Regions from separate parts of the Homo sapiens genome. Here region 1 is linked to region 2. Evidence: chromatin loops called from intact Hi-C (ENCODE). Cell type or tissue: thyroid gland. All regions are shown on one strand.

Region 1 (8,000 bases), 400 kb before region 2:
AAGGGGACTTTGAGGGTGTGCCCAGAAAAGAAGAGGGAAAAAGAGAGGAAAAAAGAGCACCTTTCCTATTTTCTCTTCCAGCTCCTGAATCTATTTCCTCCCGACAGTTGAGGGATTTGTATTCTTGAGCTGATTTTATTTGAGGAGGGCTTGCCAGAGTTCTACTTAAACACCTAACACCTCTAGGCAAGAGAAGAAGCTCTTCCCTTCCCCCACTCCTGGTTCAGGAATTAGGTTTTGAATTGGGGGAATTGCCCTCTCTGTCTGCTCCCTAGTCTGACTTCAGGATCCTACTTCGAGCCAAGGAGAAAGATTAGCTTGAGACCAACAGGCTGAAGGTGGAGGCAAAAGCAGCGCTGTGCTCCCCATCCCAGAGAAGCCTGATGAAGCCAAAGATAACCGGAGGGACCTCTTTTTATGGGCTTCAAAGATCGGAAAGCCAGAGATCACCCCAGGGCAAGGTAGCCCACAGCAGCCGCCTACCCGGTGCTTTTTCTCAGCTCAGATGTATCCAGATAAAAGTGCCCAGCGGTGCACCCCCACACACCTCCGACAAATGAATGTCATAAAGTTTCTTTCCGGAGGATGGGGGGATAGTTGTCTGAAGATATCCAGCAGTGAAGTGGCCCCCACCAATGGCCCCTTCTTTCAGCAATATACACCCCTCCTTCCTGGTCCCTAAATTTCCGCTGGCACTGAGGGAGCATGGATCCCCCACACAAACCCTTTTCCCCACAAAGTCAGACACTCCTGTTGGTAAAAATCAGGCACCCCCGACCGATGAGGCCTTAAGAAACTGAGAGCACTCATTTCAGGCACCCAGTCCCTTAGAACTGGGTGCATAAAACAGGCTAAATTTCCCCTACATCACCCCACAGCCCCAGGTGGAAACAAGTTTTCTTCCCCCAGTCCCAGGCCCCAGAATTGCAAGGGGTAAAAGCGAAAGCTGAAAGCGACTTACTGCGGGAATGCTGGCCTGGGCCGCCGCTGCCTTCTGGGCTGGTCCGGCTGCTCCAGGCTGGGAGAGTGCTCACCTACCTCTGCCCCCTTCCCCACCACAGCGAGCAGTTAAAGTGTCACTTAACATTCTGGAGAATGTGAAATATACTGCGCGGTGTCAACTCCCCAAAACCATAAAACTAACTTTATGGACCTCACGTGACTTTCTCGAGCCAGTGAGGGGTATCTGTCTGACTTCTCGGCGATTTTTACGATCTAACTTCGAGATAAAACCCCTATCCATTTGACATCTAAATGTCATAGCGACTTTTGGGATAGTTTGCTATCGACAAAGGGAGACAAAGTCAAGGGGTGAAGGGAAAGGAGGGCCAAGTAGAGCCTCCACGACCCTCGGCTTCCTCCTCACCAGCTCCCCCTCCCTCCAAGTCCAGTAAGAAGTTGGGCCAAGCTGGAAGGGATTGACCGGGTAAGTGTCCAGACTTGACTCTTGTGCTCAGGGTGGAGGCTGACTTGGATGGAGGTAGACTGGGCCCTAGCCCTGGGCCAGGCTGAAAGGGAACCAGGGGTCTTTCTGAAAGGACCCTAACTCCTAATCAAGAGGGAAGATCAGTTGGGCCCTTGGAGAGAAGGAGCCCTTGATAAGGGTAGGGAAGGCTGAGGGTGAGAGAAATCCTTTGAAATCCAGCTGAATTTTTTTTTTTTTTTTTTTTGCTTTAGTTGGTGGCAGAGCTGAATTGGGACTTGGAGTAGGAGACAGGGGGCTGGGCAGGCCTCTACCACTCCCAAAAGGCCAGGAGCCTCCTGCTGAGGACTTAGGCCCAAATTACTTTCCCAGAAGAGTTTTCCAGAGGCTTCCTTGGCCAGCTAGTGGAAGACCAGGATGAAGTCTAGCTCAGCCTTTCCTCTGCCCCAGCCCCACATGGGGTTTCTGGGCCTTGGAGTCCCCCAGGCATGAAGGTCTGTTCCCTGGCCCAAGCACTGTTGACCAAGCCAGTGACTTACATGGCTGAGAAGAGTTGTTGGGGAGCAGCCTACTTTTTCTTCCCTGCACCCCAGATCTATTGAGAATGGTGCAGGGTGTGCCCGGGATGGGAGAGGCAGACCCCTCGGAGAAAAGACAAGTGGAAGGGCAATGGAGTGGGGGAAACATTTATTTGACTTCCAGGAAAGCTACAAACAAATACCAAAAGCGAATCACTGAGACAGGCCCCGCAAAGACAGATTTCACACGTAGCACAGCATCCACTCGCTCACTACAAATGGTCTTGGAAGCAAGATGGGTAAGGGAGAGATGGGTCTGACCCAGACTATCCCCATATTTACAAGCTTTGGGCCCTCTAGCCAGACCCATGGATTCACAGAGAAATACACAAGACATTTTGCACTGAGGATCATTTTTGTTTCCGTATACTCCCAGACCAGGCCTTGTGGGGCCTACCCAGGCAGCAGGAACTTAAATCTCACTATCTTCTTTCTCTCTTCTCAATACCATCCCTTTGGTCCTCCCTAGCCCCTTCCCACCCTAGGACCAAGCCCCTAGGAGACTTGGGCCTAGGGAGTGAGGAGGGAGGAGGAGGAGAATGAAAAGGGACTCCATCTCCGAAGCCAGCTCAGCTTGACCCCACTGCGGCACTACCCCACCTCAACTGCTGCCCCTTACAGAAGTTTCCAGCTGAAACTCAAAATACAGCGATCATCTTTTTATAAATAAGTTAGAACACAGATGGGGAGGGGAGAGTTCACATTAAACATGCGAATTTCTTTTTTTTTTTTTCCTGGGGGAAAGACTGCAACCACAGACACAAACATTCAGAAACACTGGCGGATTTGGGACAAGCAGAAGGGAGTTGGGAGCATGGAAGGAAAATAATAATAATAATTATTATTAACAATAATAACAAGATAACCAGTCCAGGAGAGAGGGAGCCACAGGAAGACCTAAGACCAAACGAAATATCGTAACACAAGGCGAGGCAGGCTTGTGGGAACCGGTCCCCAGCGGGCGGCGGCAGAGCGGGGAGGATTGGAGGGGCCAGGGCTGGGGGTGGCACGGGCTCTTGGGCCGCTGGGCTCCTCTGGGCGGGCTCAGGGCTGGAAGGCGCTGCCAGCTGTAGCCAGGCTCATACTTTTCAATTTGTTGTCCTTCTTCCACTTCATGCGCCGGTTCTGGAACCAGATCTTGATCTGGCGCTCGGACAGGCAGAGTGCGTGGGCGATCTCGATGCGCCGTCGCCGGGTCAGGTAGCGGTTGAAGTGGAACTCCTTTTCCAGCTCCAGGGTCTGGTAGCGGGTATACGCGGTCCGGGCCCTTTTCCCGTCCGGCCCGGTCATATCTGGAGCAGATAGAGGAAAGCCGCAAGGCAACATTATTCCGGTTAAGGGAGGGGGCACTGGGTGGGAGGGGGCGGGGGAGCAGGACCCAGGCGTCCCGGCACCCAGCTCACCACAGCTCCAATCCTCTCTACTCCAGATGCCCACATTCAAGCTCGATTTCTGCACCCCTTTCTACTGCATCCCCCACTTCTGCAGGCAGCCAGTGCGCCCGGCTTTGTCTCTTGCTCGCTCCTAGTGCCTCACCCTTGGCTGGGCTCAGGCGGCCGCTCGCCCCGGGAGGGAGGAGAGCGGTTGCACTTTTGCCCCGGAAAGCTCCTTTTACTGTTCACCCCTTCTTTGCTAGCGACAGTCTCAAAATTTCAGGGGTAAGCAGGACCCTTCCCCACATTATATGAACCCCATCCTTTATCCTAAAGCTGGTTCAGCTGCGCTAATAAAAACCTAAGCCGAAGCTGGAAACAAATTATTAAAAATACCCCCCTCTTAACAGAGAGACCCTTTTTGGCTCTGTCTACGAAGCTATGAGGCCCCTCTTAGATACTTCTCCCCCTTAGAAAAATGAATCTATATTTAGGGTAAAGCCAAGCTCTCCTTGTCCCCCCGATCCCACCCCAAAACGCAGAGAAGGAAAGCCGAGAAGACAAAAAAGAGAGAGAGAATTACCATGGCTGATGTGAAGCTTCCTCATCCAGGGGAATATTTGCGGAGTCTGCCCCTCGGGCGCGGCTGTGGAGGTGGCCATGGGCTCTGGCTGCGCCCGAGCTAGGCTGGGGCTGCTTAGCTGGCTTGCCGCTTCCTCAGGCTCCGAGGACGCGCTGGCCTCGTCTATTTCGGTGAAATTGGCGCTGGAGCTGGCTGAGGTCGCCTGGTCGGAGGGGGACGAAGCAGAGGGCTTGGCGCCGTGGCTGTCGCCGTTGGTGCAGGGCAGGGACTCGGGCGAGGACAGGGAGCAGCTCGAAGCCGCTTGCCTGAAGCGGGGCTCCTGGGCGGGCGCGGGGAAGGCGCGCGAGCTCTCGCCCACCGCCCCAAAGTGGCTGGAGGAGGCCGAGGAGCGGTTGACGCTGAGGTCCATCCCATTGTAATTGTAGCCGTAAGAGCCGGTGTGCATGGCAGCGGGATCCCTGTAAGAGCCGCTCAGAGAGCTGCCACTGCCATAATTTAGCAACTGATAGTCCGGGCCATTTGGATAACGCCCCGAGAAGGAGTTTACAAAGTACGAGCTCATTTGGGTGATTTTGGAGGGCTTGATTTGTGGATCGTGGTCGTTATAACCCTGTGCTTCACGATTTATGATGTATTAATGAATTATAGCGATGCACTGTACTTCGTTTTGCTATGTATGCGGCCAAATATGGGGGGGGGGTTGGAAGGGGGGTGGGGGGCGTTAGGGAATCACGTGCTTTTGTTGACCAGTCGTAAATTCTCGCTGATGACCTCAAGAGGTAATTCATGCTCTATGGTTACAAATAATGACGATCCGAGAATCGTTAGGGCCGATTCAATGCGAGCCTCCGAGAGAGGGGGAAAAAAGGAGAAGGGGGAGAAACAGAGAGAAGGTTGGCTTTGGCCTCTGAGCAGAGCGCGCCACCTCCCGGCGACCGACGGGAGCGCGGGCGTGAGACCGCCATGGCGGCGGGCGGCTGCCTCCCTGCTGGCTCCCTGCAGGCTCCCTGCAGTCGCCGGGAGAGAAAGAAACCCGGCCAAGGCTCAGCCACAGGGTTGAGCCTTTTAGAGCAGGGGTTGGGCTTTTTACCCACTTTCTTGTGGGTGGGGTTAGCCTCTCTATTTGGTTCTTTCTCCCTACATCATCATTGTCGTTATTATTTTAACTTTGGATGAGAAGATCAAAGATAGAGTTGCTTTTCCCTTTCTTGGGCTTTGCAAGTCTCCGAATTGGAGGCGGAAATGGGGGAAGGGTTGGAAGTTGTGTGTGAAAAACAATTATTGCAACGGGTTTTCCCCAGGAGCTTAGTCCGGCCTGCATCCTGGTGGAACTGCTGTTACCGGTCCACAGCGCCCAGGCCGAGCCGGCAGGGCTGGGCGGGAGGCTTGAAAAAGAAGGAGAAGCGTTCACTTCTCCTGGGCCACTTGGAAGTTCGAAATCCCCTTCCGGACCTCCTTGGTGGTCCTTAGCCCAGGCGTGGGGAGTGACAGAGCAGGACAGGGACCCCAGAAACCGAGCACAGCTGGGGCTAAGCGGCCTAGTTGCCGAAAAGACTGCAGCGGCCACCGCGTCTGCTGCTTAGTTTGAGTAGTAACATGTGTCTGAGAGTTTGTAAAGCGGGATCCCTTCCCCTCCTCCTCGGCTATTGCATTCGGAGGCCCCACTACAGGTCCCTCACTCGCAGCTAGGCAGTTTGAGAATTTGCCTGGTGGCAGCCGCCTTCCCGGAAAAGGGGTTCCAAGGACCCGCATGCTTTGCTGAGCACGCTGGGCGGCCAGAGACCGCCGCAGCTGGTCTCCTATTAGGAGGGGACTATTTTCTTTAAAAATAAGAAAGGAAGCGAGAGGGCGGAGGAATAAAGGAAAACAGTGACCGCAGCTTGCCTTCTGGGTGCCGGTGCAAGCAGAGAGAGAATGAGCCATTCTGGGTTGAGAGGATGACACTAAAAGCCCCATCACCTGGCCTCCTGCCCTGGGGTCTCCAAGGAGCAAGGGAAAGTTGTGGCCTTCGGCCTGTGCCTGGCTGGTGGCTTTACATTCCCCTACTTGAGGCTGATCTCCTACTTGAGGCTGATCTGCTACTTGAGGTGGGAAGGGGCACCTGGAGCCTTCAGCTGCAGGGTGAGAGATACCCAGTGGCCCCATTTTTCAGTCTCCAGAGCCACAGGCCAGGAGCGGAGGGCCAAGGCTGGCGAAAAAACCTGGCCATGTGGACGGGCCAAAGACCAGGGGTCGCTGCGAAGGTGAGGACAGAAAAGCGCTGCAGAGGCCCCCAGACTATGGCTCCGTCTCCGCCAGAGAGCTTTAGGGGCCTCAGTGGCTCCCTTAGTGCTGTGTATACACGAGGAAAGGCTAGAGAATGAGAGGGACACAGCACCTCTCCATCCCCCAAGTCTGCACGGGGAGAAGCGGCTGTGAGCCTCAGCACCAGGGAAACGCAGCGCTGGGGCCTGGGCAGGACTGATCGCTCCAGCCTTTATCTCAGCTGTAACTTCCCAGTCGAACAGGGCTCGCTTCGGCGGGCCAGGGCTCTCGCCTTTGCTGAAGAATTCTGGCTCAGGAAAGATGGAGAGGCTGGGGGTTGAGGAGAGAGGAAAAAATGGCAGGGGAGGATTGGAGGTGACCGAGCGTCGAGTTTTCACATCTTTATTATTGTTGTTGTTGTTGTTATTATTATTATTATTATCATCATCATCATCATCATCATCATCGAAGTATTTCACGTCCAGAGCTAAGACAAGACTACAAACACAACACATAGAAAATTAATAAAATAGAACTTTGTTTTCTTCTGAGGCTCCTCTTCTTACTTCTAGGTAGTATGTGCTCCTTCCAGTGGCTTTGGGGAGGGGGTGGGAGAGACGACAGGTCTGGGATCAGGGAGTCTTCAAGGCCCCCGCTGAGGGGACAGCGAATCTACCATTGAACCGTGCACGGGGGACATGGACAAAATGAGACGCGACAGGGACAAGAGCATTTTGCTCTGCTTCCAGGAAACATCAAGTGAGTCCGCTCCTCAGTTCTCACCAGGAAGCCTGATCAGGCTGAGGCGAGTTCCTCGGGAAGGAAGGGCGCGCGGGATGCTGGGTGGGCTCGAGTAGTGAGGCCTCAGAGCACCCGCCGGGAGCTGTGCGGGCGGGGGCGTCCAGGAGAGCGCTGGGCCCCGCCTGTCTGCGCCGGAGAGCAGGTCTCCTGGCTCCCCCACCCGAGAGCCTTCCTTCCCGGGTCTCTCTGACGCCCTCGGCTCCCCACAGGCCTTTCCCCTCGCGTCCTCCCTCCCTTTCCAGCACCTTCACTCGGCCTGTTTTTCTTCCTCCTCCTCGGCACTGAGCTGAGACGCGCTGAGCAGTTTGCTCTCCTTTTTCCACTTCATGCGTCGGTTCTGGAACCATATCTTGATCTGCCTCTCCGTCAGGCACAGGGCGTGCGCGATCTCGATGCGCCGCCGCCGCGTCAGGTAGCGATTGTAGTGAAACTCCTTCTCCAGCTCCAGCGTCTGGTAACGTGTGTATGTCTGGCGGCCTCGCCGGCCGCTGGGCCCAAAGGAGGAACCTGTTACGCAGAGTGGAGATGCTGAGGCCTGCGGTCACCGGGCCCAGGACCCCCTCCCCTAGTCGACCCTCGAACACAGACTCCAGCCAGTACCGGGATGCCCTCTATTCTGCCGGCTCCCTTCCCCCGTTTCGCACTCCTCCAGCGCCCCCTCCAGATTCCCTCCTAGTCTCCTAGGCCTGTGCCGTCTGTCTAGACTCTAGATGGGGGAGGGGAGGAGCAGTTTGAACTCCCACCTGAGCCTGGGGGGAGGGGCTGGTCAGGTGTGTCTCTTCCTAGTTGCATCTTGTCTTTCCCTCCCTTTCCATCCATCTTGTTCCCACCCCCCGTCATCCCCCCAACCCAATGATAAATCCAGGCCGTTAATCCGTAATGACGTAGATCGATCCATAGTCCACATTAACGGCTCCTCACTTTCGAGTCCGGCTAATGGACATCAGTTGGGACTTAAGGCCAACAAATAATCCAACCTGAGACCCCGCGCCTGTTTC
Region 2 (8,000 bases):
TTTCACTAGAAGTAAGTTTGAATGAGAACAAGTTAGTGATAGTGGGAGAGGGAGAAGAAAAAGGACAGAAAGTTTGGTTAGGTATATTGATTTAAGAGAAGGAACAAATCAGTTGAGGGGCAGAGGAGCAGGAGAATAATAAAAGGGTAAAGAGAAGCAACAAAGAAAAAGAAAAATTGAAAAGAGGGTAAAGGTAAAGGGGGAGGAGGAAAGGAACTGACAGTGTCCGGAGCGGGAAGAAAAATGGAGGAACAAAAGGAGAGGGGGAGGAAGAGAGAGGGGAGGGGCAGGGGCAGGGGGAGGGGCAGGGAGGAAGAGGAAGGTAGGAAAAAAGATGGGTCAGGAACCTCATTTTAAAGCAATTTAGAAATAACTCTGAATTCTTTCCCTATACACTTTATAAACACATTTTAGAAATGAAAAGAAAATTATAAGAATGTACTCAATAATTTATTATATAAATGCTCACCAAATATTTTCAGATTGTGTTTAAGAGTGGAAATTAAGTTGTGTTGATAATAATTCTTTAAAAAAAAAAAGGTGGAGGTGTTTATAGGAGAGTTGGGTGAACCAAAATTCTCTCTAGATTGTTAACTCATGAAAATTAGGAGTCACTTTTAGAATTGTGTCTCAGTTTAGTCAAACAACCATTTAAAACAAAAATGCCATACTATTAGGCTGAGTCTCTTTTCTTTGTAAATCTGGTTTGTACATGAAGACAGATTGAACTGTTTTAAATTAATTTTTTGGTGATGAAATACTAGTGAAATAATATTTCTTAATTTTTAAAATTTAAAACAACAAAAAACCCCAACATAGCAGCATTATCCCTAGTAACTGAAATATTTGTGGCAGCTCCTGAAAAAAAATCCTAAACAGGAGTAGTCAGTTAATCTCATCATTAGGGGTAAAATTTTTAGAAAAGCAAACGAAAATAATTTGCTGAGTTAAAAAATTCTTTTAGTCTTAAAATGTATAGATGTTGTGTAGCTAAAATGGAAACTTCATGAAGTTTGACATGTAACTGATTAATTTCGAATTAAAATAATTTAAATATTTAGAAGATATGTTGATTTCAAGTACAAAATTGTCTCATTACTGTTTCCACCTTAATATTTATATATGGATTCCTTCTCTTTTGTTGCTTTTTACAATTTATTTTGAAAAATAACATTTTTTCCTTGTCTTTTCTTGAATTATACAATCCCCCCCCAAATCAATCAGTGATCTATTTTGTGTTTTGTGCTGTAGGAACTAAACAAGATCGTACATTATCTTTTGATCAAATGACTTTGGAATAAAAAAAATTACAAAAGGTAATAAGAATGTAATGTGAAGCATGTTATTGACCATTTCTTCTACATGTATTAATAGAGGTTGGGTGGAGTAGTTTACTAACAAAATGAATTTGAAAACATCTATTTTTAAAGTTAATAAAATAAATGATCCCCTCCTTACCTAAAAGTTTCTACATTGTAAACCTGAACCAAAACAAAAAATTGAGAGGTTTTGTCAAACACACTGTGTGACCCACAGAAAAACAAACGATTGTCCTTAAAGTTCTTTTTTCCCCTTGAGCCTCTTCTATCTCTGGAATAAATACATTTCTTTCTCAGGTCTTAAACACTGAACACTTTTGAATGAACGATAATTTGAAGGAGAAAAATTTCCTTTTCTGCTTACAGTTTGCTTACATTTTATGAGATATCCTAAACACATACTTATCCTTATTTATTTGACAGGAGAAAAAGCTGCATGTGCTTTTAAACTGGAACTAATTTACACTTTCTTAAAGTTTATAGGCATTTAAAAGAACCACACTAAGACTTTAAGTTGCAGGAAGAAACAAAACATCCTAAAGTAGTAACAGTAAAAAAACAAGCAAGCAACAACAAAAGTAAATAAATAAAATAAAAACCAACCAAACAAAAAACAAATTCCTCTAAAAACTTTGAGGTTAAAGCAGCAATATATCAGGAAATGTGAGCTTTCCTTTTTCTGTATTTTATAGCAACCGTAATTTTATTCCAAAATTGATGGATTCATTAGAAAATAAATTGTATTTTAATGTATTTCCCTCCTAGCTGCTTTCCATTTGTTTTGTTCTTTCTTTTGTAAAACATGCTACACTTTAAAAATAGAAGAGTCAGTAAGTGTTAGATTTAAAATGCAATATATATTCTGGGGATTTATGCAAAGGAGCTAACCCCAAAAAGGAAAAATTTATATTCACCAGAATATCTGTTCAGCACTGTTTACAAAAGTAAAAAATTTGATGAAATGTATATCTAAATATTATGATTAATAATTTACACATATAACTGGACTGAATTAAAATGATAGTTATGAAAACTTGGAGGCAGCCTGGGGAAATATTTATGGTACAAATGCAAGTGAAAAATTAAGATATAAAAATGATAAATTTTAAACCATTATAAATGGACAAATGCTGAAAAATAAACATTTACAAGTAAAATTAATTTTCTATGACAAGTGAAATTATTGATTTTTAATTTTTCTATTTTTTCTTTTTTCATTTTTTTAAACTTTTTTCTTTCCTTTTTGTCTTTCCTTTTTTTAACTTGGCTTATTTCTCCAAGAAAAATATTCTTTTATTTTCATCTTTAAAAAAGTTGGTTTATTCTCTCAAACTTTTTTTTTCCTCTCTGCATGTATTTGTATATTCACATTGGAGGAAAATGGATTATTATCCTATCTTTAAAATGGAGTCAAATGTCAGTGTTTCTGAATTCAGATAATTAAATTCCATAACTAGACCAAACTGTTCTCCAGGAAAAAATAAAGAAGAGGAGGAAGAGGAGGAGAACAAGAAGAGGAAGAGGTATAACAGTATTAATATTACTATGTAGAATATACAATATATATTATATACGATATGTATTATAAAGGATAATTATTAAAGAAAAAACCATTTAATCCTGTAGCTATATTTTTAACTCTTACACAAGTGTAACTCTGCACTAAAGATTTATCTGTCCCAAAGAAGCAATGTAGAAAAAAAATTGAAAATAAATACAATATTTGATAGTAATCTTTAATGTTAACAAAAACAAAGAAAAGAAAGATGAAAAGTTATGGTACCTCAAGTCTGCCCATTTTTATCCCTAACCTAGGAATGTCAGTCTAGATAAGAAATAACCCTTAATGTGAGTGCTGGGCTCATTCAAAAGGGAGAGATGAAACACCAATCAATGTGATTTAGTTCCCCCAACCCCAGCCTAAAATAGCCAGGTCACTAAGGCAAAACTGATTTGGGGGCTAAAAAGATCTGTATCTCACCCCTGTTGTCTCCTCTCTTGTATTCTTGCAGCCTTTGCAGCTTCTGACTATACACACATAAGCCTTTTTTTGGGGGGTGGAGAGGATTAGAATTCAGTAAAACAGCTGATTTTTTAAAAAGAACTAATCAGTTTCAATTTAGCAATTATTGGTAATTTTTAATTAAATATTTAAAAGGATTTAAAAATAGCAGATTGTTCAAGTGAAATTTATATATTCTCTTCTAACGTTATCTTAAATACATTAAAACTGATTTCAGCTAACATTTAGTTAGTATATTTTTACATGGAAAAAAATCAACCTGAAAGTGAACTGAATTCACTGATTATTTTTAAAAATGTTGTTTCCCATTGACTCTAGGATAGTAAAAAGTGGACTGCATTTTATAGGAGTTTAGAGGTCTGGATGGAGATTTTTATGGGGTGTAACTTGCTTTTGTTTTAGGCATACAGAGGCAGAGTAGTGGATATGTCCCCCAGGGAGACAATCTGAGAAGTGCTTTTATTAGCACCTAAAGATTCAAATTAAATGAAAGAAACAGCACTTAAAGTTTCTGGGAACTGGGATGATCTGCCTAGTTGCCCTCCTCCTTGTTCCCCAATATAACAGAAAAGATTTAAGGAGATTGGGGCTCCTCTTTAGGAAAAGGCCAAGAAATACAACAGCCTTTTTGAGACCATCTTTTAGCCCTTTCAAAAGTCTACACACATCACCAAGAAAAGTTCCCGGGCAACAGAGCCACACGTTCTGGCCAAGATAATTTTTTCCCCCCTGGACTCTAATTTTCATCAATTCTCTTTGCTGTGCTGTTTGTATTAGCTTGTTTTTCATTTAAAAAAATGTTTATTGAGTGCCTACTATGTGGCATGCCTGTTTCCTACTCATTGGTTTGTTTAAAAATAATGCTTGTGACCAACAGCTAAGTATTAAGAGTCAGATAAGGGGGGAGGGTCGGAGGTGTGTGTGTGGGGGTGAGACACAGATGTCTCCCACCTTCTTGGACAGAAAATATTCTCTTTCTACTCAACAACAAATAGCTCCTAGTACTTTAATTCTTGTTGTTCCATGGGAAAAAAAAATCACAAAAACAAAAATCCGACAAACACGTGGCTGGGTAGAACAAAACGCTCATTGGGGAGGGTGGGCTCTAAGGTGGTGGAGGATATAGAGAAACCGAGTTGGAAGCCCTCCCCCGCCCCTAAGTCCCAGCCCCATTTCTTTTCAGCGCGCCGGGAAAACGGGGAGGGGGACAAAGGTGCTGCGTGCTGTCTTTCAACTCCCGACTTTTTGAATGGCATACAATCGTCCGGCCGCAGAGCGGTGAGCCAAAGTCGGAGTCAGCTCAGACTCTGCAAACGAAAAATAATAACAATAAAAAAAATTCAAGGCATTCATATCGGTGTAGTCAACACGTGTTGCGGAGTCGGCCCGGGCCGCAGGCGACTGAGACAATGGGGTCGGGGACTGGGGAAGGGGAGTGACCCCCTTCCTCACCTGCCCTCCCAGCACGCGTGCCCCCGCTAGAATTATCCTCCCTCCCACAGAGTCCGGAGTAACACCCCAGTTTTCGCCCTGTTCAAGGGGATTCCAGAATTTCTGGGGGTCGACCCCTCCTTTTTCCCCGTTCCCTGGGCGAGGGGGTTCCAGGGTCTCCGGGCCGCGCTCTCGGCCACCCCTGGCGCCATCCCAGCCTCCGCCGCTAGAAACTCGTTGGCCTCGCTCGCCGCTCCGCCGTGGAGCCGGGGCTTGCCCGTGGACCGCGCGTCCCGCTCTCCGCCGCGTATCCGGGACTCCGAAACGCGCGGCGAGCAGCCCCCTCCCCCACCGCCCAGACGGGGTGCGACCGCCCACGTGTCGCCCCTTGCCCAGTCGGGTCCTTCCCTCGGGCTCCGGGAGCCGGAGGATCCGGAATGAGTTGGTCAAAGCCGAGGGAAGGGACCCAGGCGGATCCGCTTCCCCCTCCCCAGGAACGGCGGGAGGAGGAGGGGAGTGGCCGCCGCCCCCTCCCCTAAGCTCCCGCCCCTCGCTTCCCCGTGCGCGGAGCGGAAATTACCCCCTCCCCCCGCGGGTCTGACCTGGGGACGTGGGCGGGGCTTCCCGCTTAGCCCCCCGCCCTCCGTCCCTCTCCCGCCTTCCCGCCAGGATCGGAATCCTGCACCCCAAACAAAGTTCCGAGACCCGAACCTAGGGCCTAGAGAGCTGCCAGCAGTGTCCCGGGTGGTGCAGGCTCTGGAAACTCCACCTGTCTGTCCCCGACTCTGGGAGGGAAAAGGGGACCATTCAAATCTCCACCCGGTCACTCCCTCCCTAAGACCTCCCCCTTCAGTTCGCTCCGGTTAGCCCTAGCTATCACTCCTCTTCCTTGTCTCCCACCGTTCCTGTCTCCTGGAGTCATCTCCGGCCAGTTCCGCGTGTTCCCCTCAGGACCCCGAAACGTTATCATTTAACAGCCGGACCCCGGGTGCGAACCACCCTTTCTCCCGTGGGGATCTCAAAACATTATTTCCTGCGGCTTCCTCGTTCTCCACTGGGATACCCCGTTCCCAGCTTTCCAGTCCCGCGCTCGCAGGGTCCCCCGGTCCTGCATCCCCGGAGGCGGGGGAGTTTCGTGGGGCTGGCGTGGGGAAGGCGGAGACCCCCCCCATTTAAACATCTAGGGAAAAGGTTCCTTTCTTTTTAAATCACCAGCTCGTGCGACCCTCTCCTGAAGACCCCAGAGTCTTCGGCTTCTCTTTGTCTGTCTCGGCCGTCCCCCGCCTGTCAGTCGCTAGCAGTTAACCGGGGAGGGGTGAGCAACCCCGCCCCCCAAAACGAATGAAAAATAACCGTACATTTTACCCTTTAAGACATGTGAGATCTGGGCTGGACCATCCTCCCCCAGTTTGGGCTGGGGTAGGGGGATGGGTGGGGGCGGGGCGCTTCCCTAGGGGCCAGGTTCTTGCAAAGGGGGAAGGGGCCTGTAGAGCTTCAGGGACGCTGCCGCACCGCCCCAGTTTACCCCGGGGGTGAGTTGAGTTCCCCACCCTCAGGCGGGAGATTATCGGGTTTGGCCGGAGGGCCGAGGGGCCCTGTGGCGTCGGGGGTCTTTCCCTGCAGGGTGGGTGGGGGCTGTCACCACGTGGCTTCTCCTTTTTTTTTTTTTTTTTTTTTCCGCTCCATTTTTTTTCAAGTCGATTTTATTTAGAGGCGGCGCCAGGGCGGCCGCGGAGAAACGTGACACACCAGCCCTCTCGGAGGGGTTTCGGACCGAAGGGAAGAAGCTGCGCCGTGTCGTCCGTCTCCCTGCGCGCCGCGGGCACTTCTCCTGGGCTCTCCCCGAACTCTCCCGCGACCTCTGCGCGCCCTCAGGCCGCCTTCCCCGCCCTGGGCTCGGGACAACTTCTGGGGTGGGGTGCAAAGAAAGTTTGCGGCTCCTGCCGCCGGCCTCTCCGCCTCTTGGCCTAGGAGGCTCGCCGCCCGCGCCCGCTCGTTCGGCCTTGCCCGGGACCGCGTCCTGCCCCGAGACCGCCACCATGAACAAGCTTTACATCGGCAACCTCAACGAGAGCGTGACCCCCGCGGACTTGGAGAAAGTGTTTGCGGAGCACAAGATCTCCTACAGCGGCCAGTTCTTGGTCAAATCCGGCTACGCCTTCGTGGACTGCCCGGACGAGCACTGGGCGATGAAGGCCATCGAAACTTTCTCCGGTAAGAACACAGCCACCTCCCGGAAAAGCCACAACGAGAGCCCCGAACAACGGAGACCCGCACCTTCCGGTTCCTCTCCCGCCAACTCCTCTCTTCCCGGGCCTGCGGGGTTTGGCCTCCGTACCCACCCTCGACCTACCCCCTTCGATGCCCCCTCCCTCGCTCTGCGCCTCCCACCCCCGCGCAGAAACATTCGGGATTTCCTCATCCCTTTCTCCCAGCCTGAGATAAGGAGCTCTGGCTTCCCCCATCCTTCCTCCCCACCGACGGGGCGGGAGCCCCCACTGGCAGTAGTGGGGGGTTGAATTTAGGGACACGGGGATGACCCCTGGCTGGGCGTTATTTCCACGCCCAGCCCCTCCCTATCCGCCGGTGGACGCCCCCCCAGCTGGAAAACCCCGGCTCCCGTTCCTCAGTCTTAGGCCTTTCCAGGCGTGGAAGGGGTACCCGGACCGCCTGCGATCTGTCCGCTTCGCGTGGGGAATGCAGCCCTCCAGCAGGACTTGCAAGGAAGGGGGTCTTGCCTCCCGCCCAGGGCCTGGGGCTTGAGCCATTTTGATTTGAAAGTGGGGCGTGAGCGGGGTGGCGCGGCGGCGGCGGCGCCGGGTCGCCATGCTGCTTCCCGAGACGCCGAGGCTGGGCCGAGAGGCGCGCGCGGTGGCAGTGAGGGACCCTCCCCGCCAGGCCCCGCTCCGCTCCCCCAGGTCCACCCCTTCCCAAACCAGCCCCGACAGGTGACCGCTCCGTGGCCCAAAGCCCGTCTTCCTGGCCAACAGAGAAAAATAAAGTTTCATTCTGCACACTGCCTCCCGCCCCGCGCCCCACTTTCTGAGGAACGGGGAGCCCTTTCTTTCCTGGCTCCTTCCCACATCTGGGAGCTGTGTAGGCAGCGCACCCACACAAATGGCCTCGCACCTTTCCCAAATCGGGATTCCAGAGCGATCCACTCAACAAGCCTCAGTGATTTAATAAAGCAAAAATTAAAAAATGAATAATAACGAATTTACAGACTC

The links. A loop is a pair of places that touch in the nucleus more often than their neighbours do. Peaks named below come from ENCODE experiments on the same cell type or tissue, not always from the same donor. Only the 100,000 strongest peaks of a DNase experiment are listed, where the experiment ranks them.
Region 1: it touches region 2 in a loop (3.0-fold over the local background); 3 of 110 quality-filtered maps call a loop at or near these places.

Annotation. Positions count from the first base shown.
Region 1 is chr17:48,589,164-48,597,163 of GRCh38, forward strand. It overlaps HOXB3 (homeobox B3), which reads right to left and starts at 1,078. Exons shown (of 5, transcript NM_001384749.1): 1 at 962-1,078. It overlaps HOXB5 (homeobox B5), which reads right to left and starts at 4,616. Exons shown (of 2, transcript NM_002147.4): 1 at 3,958-4,616; 2 at 2,094-3,293. The coding sequence starts at 4,519. The coding sequence ends at 3,046. It overlaps HOXB6 (homeobox B6), which reads right to left. Exons shown (of 4, transcript NM_018952.5): 4 at 6,588-7,509. The coding sequence ends at 7,250. HOXB-AS3 (HOXB cluster antisense RNA 3) reads left to right here and starts at 1,257. Exons shown (of 3, transcript NR_033201.2): 1 at 1,257-1,426. RefSeq lists a silencer at 4,240-4,289 and enhancers at 4,546-5,053, 4,755-4,824, 5,054-5,559, 6,602-7,273, 7,331-7,500. In thyroid gland, a CTCF peak has its summit at 4,882 (motif pointing left); no DNase peak of the experiment used is centred here; H3K4me3 peaks cover 275 bases; H3K27me3 peaks cover 4,913 bases.
Region 2 is chr17:48,990,934-48,998,933 of GRCh38, forward strand. IGF2BP1 (insulin like growth factor 2 mRNA binding protein 1) reads left to right here and starts at 6,452. Exons shown (of 15, transcript NM_006546.4): 1 at 6,452-6,987. The coding sequence starts at 6,813. RefSeq lists a silencer at 6,542-6,611. In thyroid gland, no CTCF peak of the experiment used is centred here; no DNase peak of the experiment used is centred here; H3K27me3 peaks cover 5,921 bases.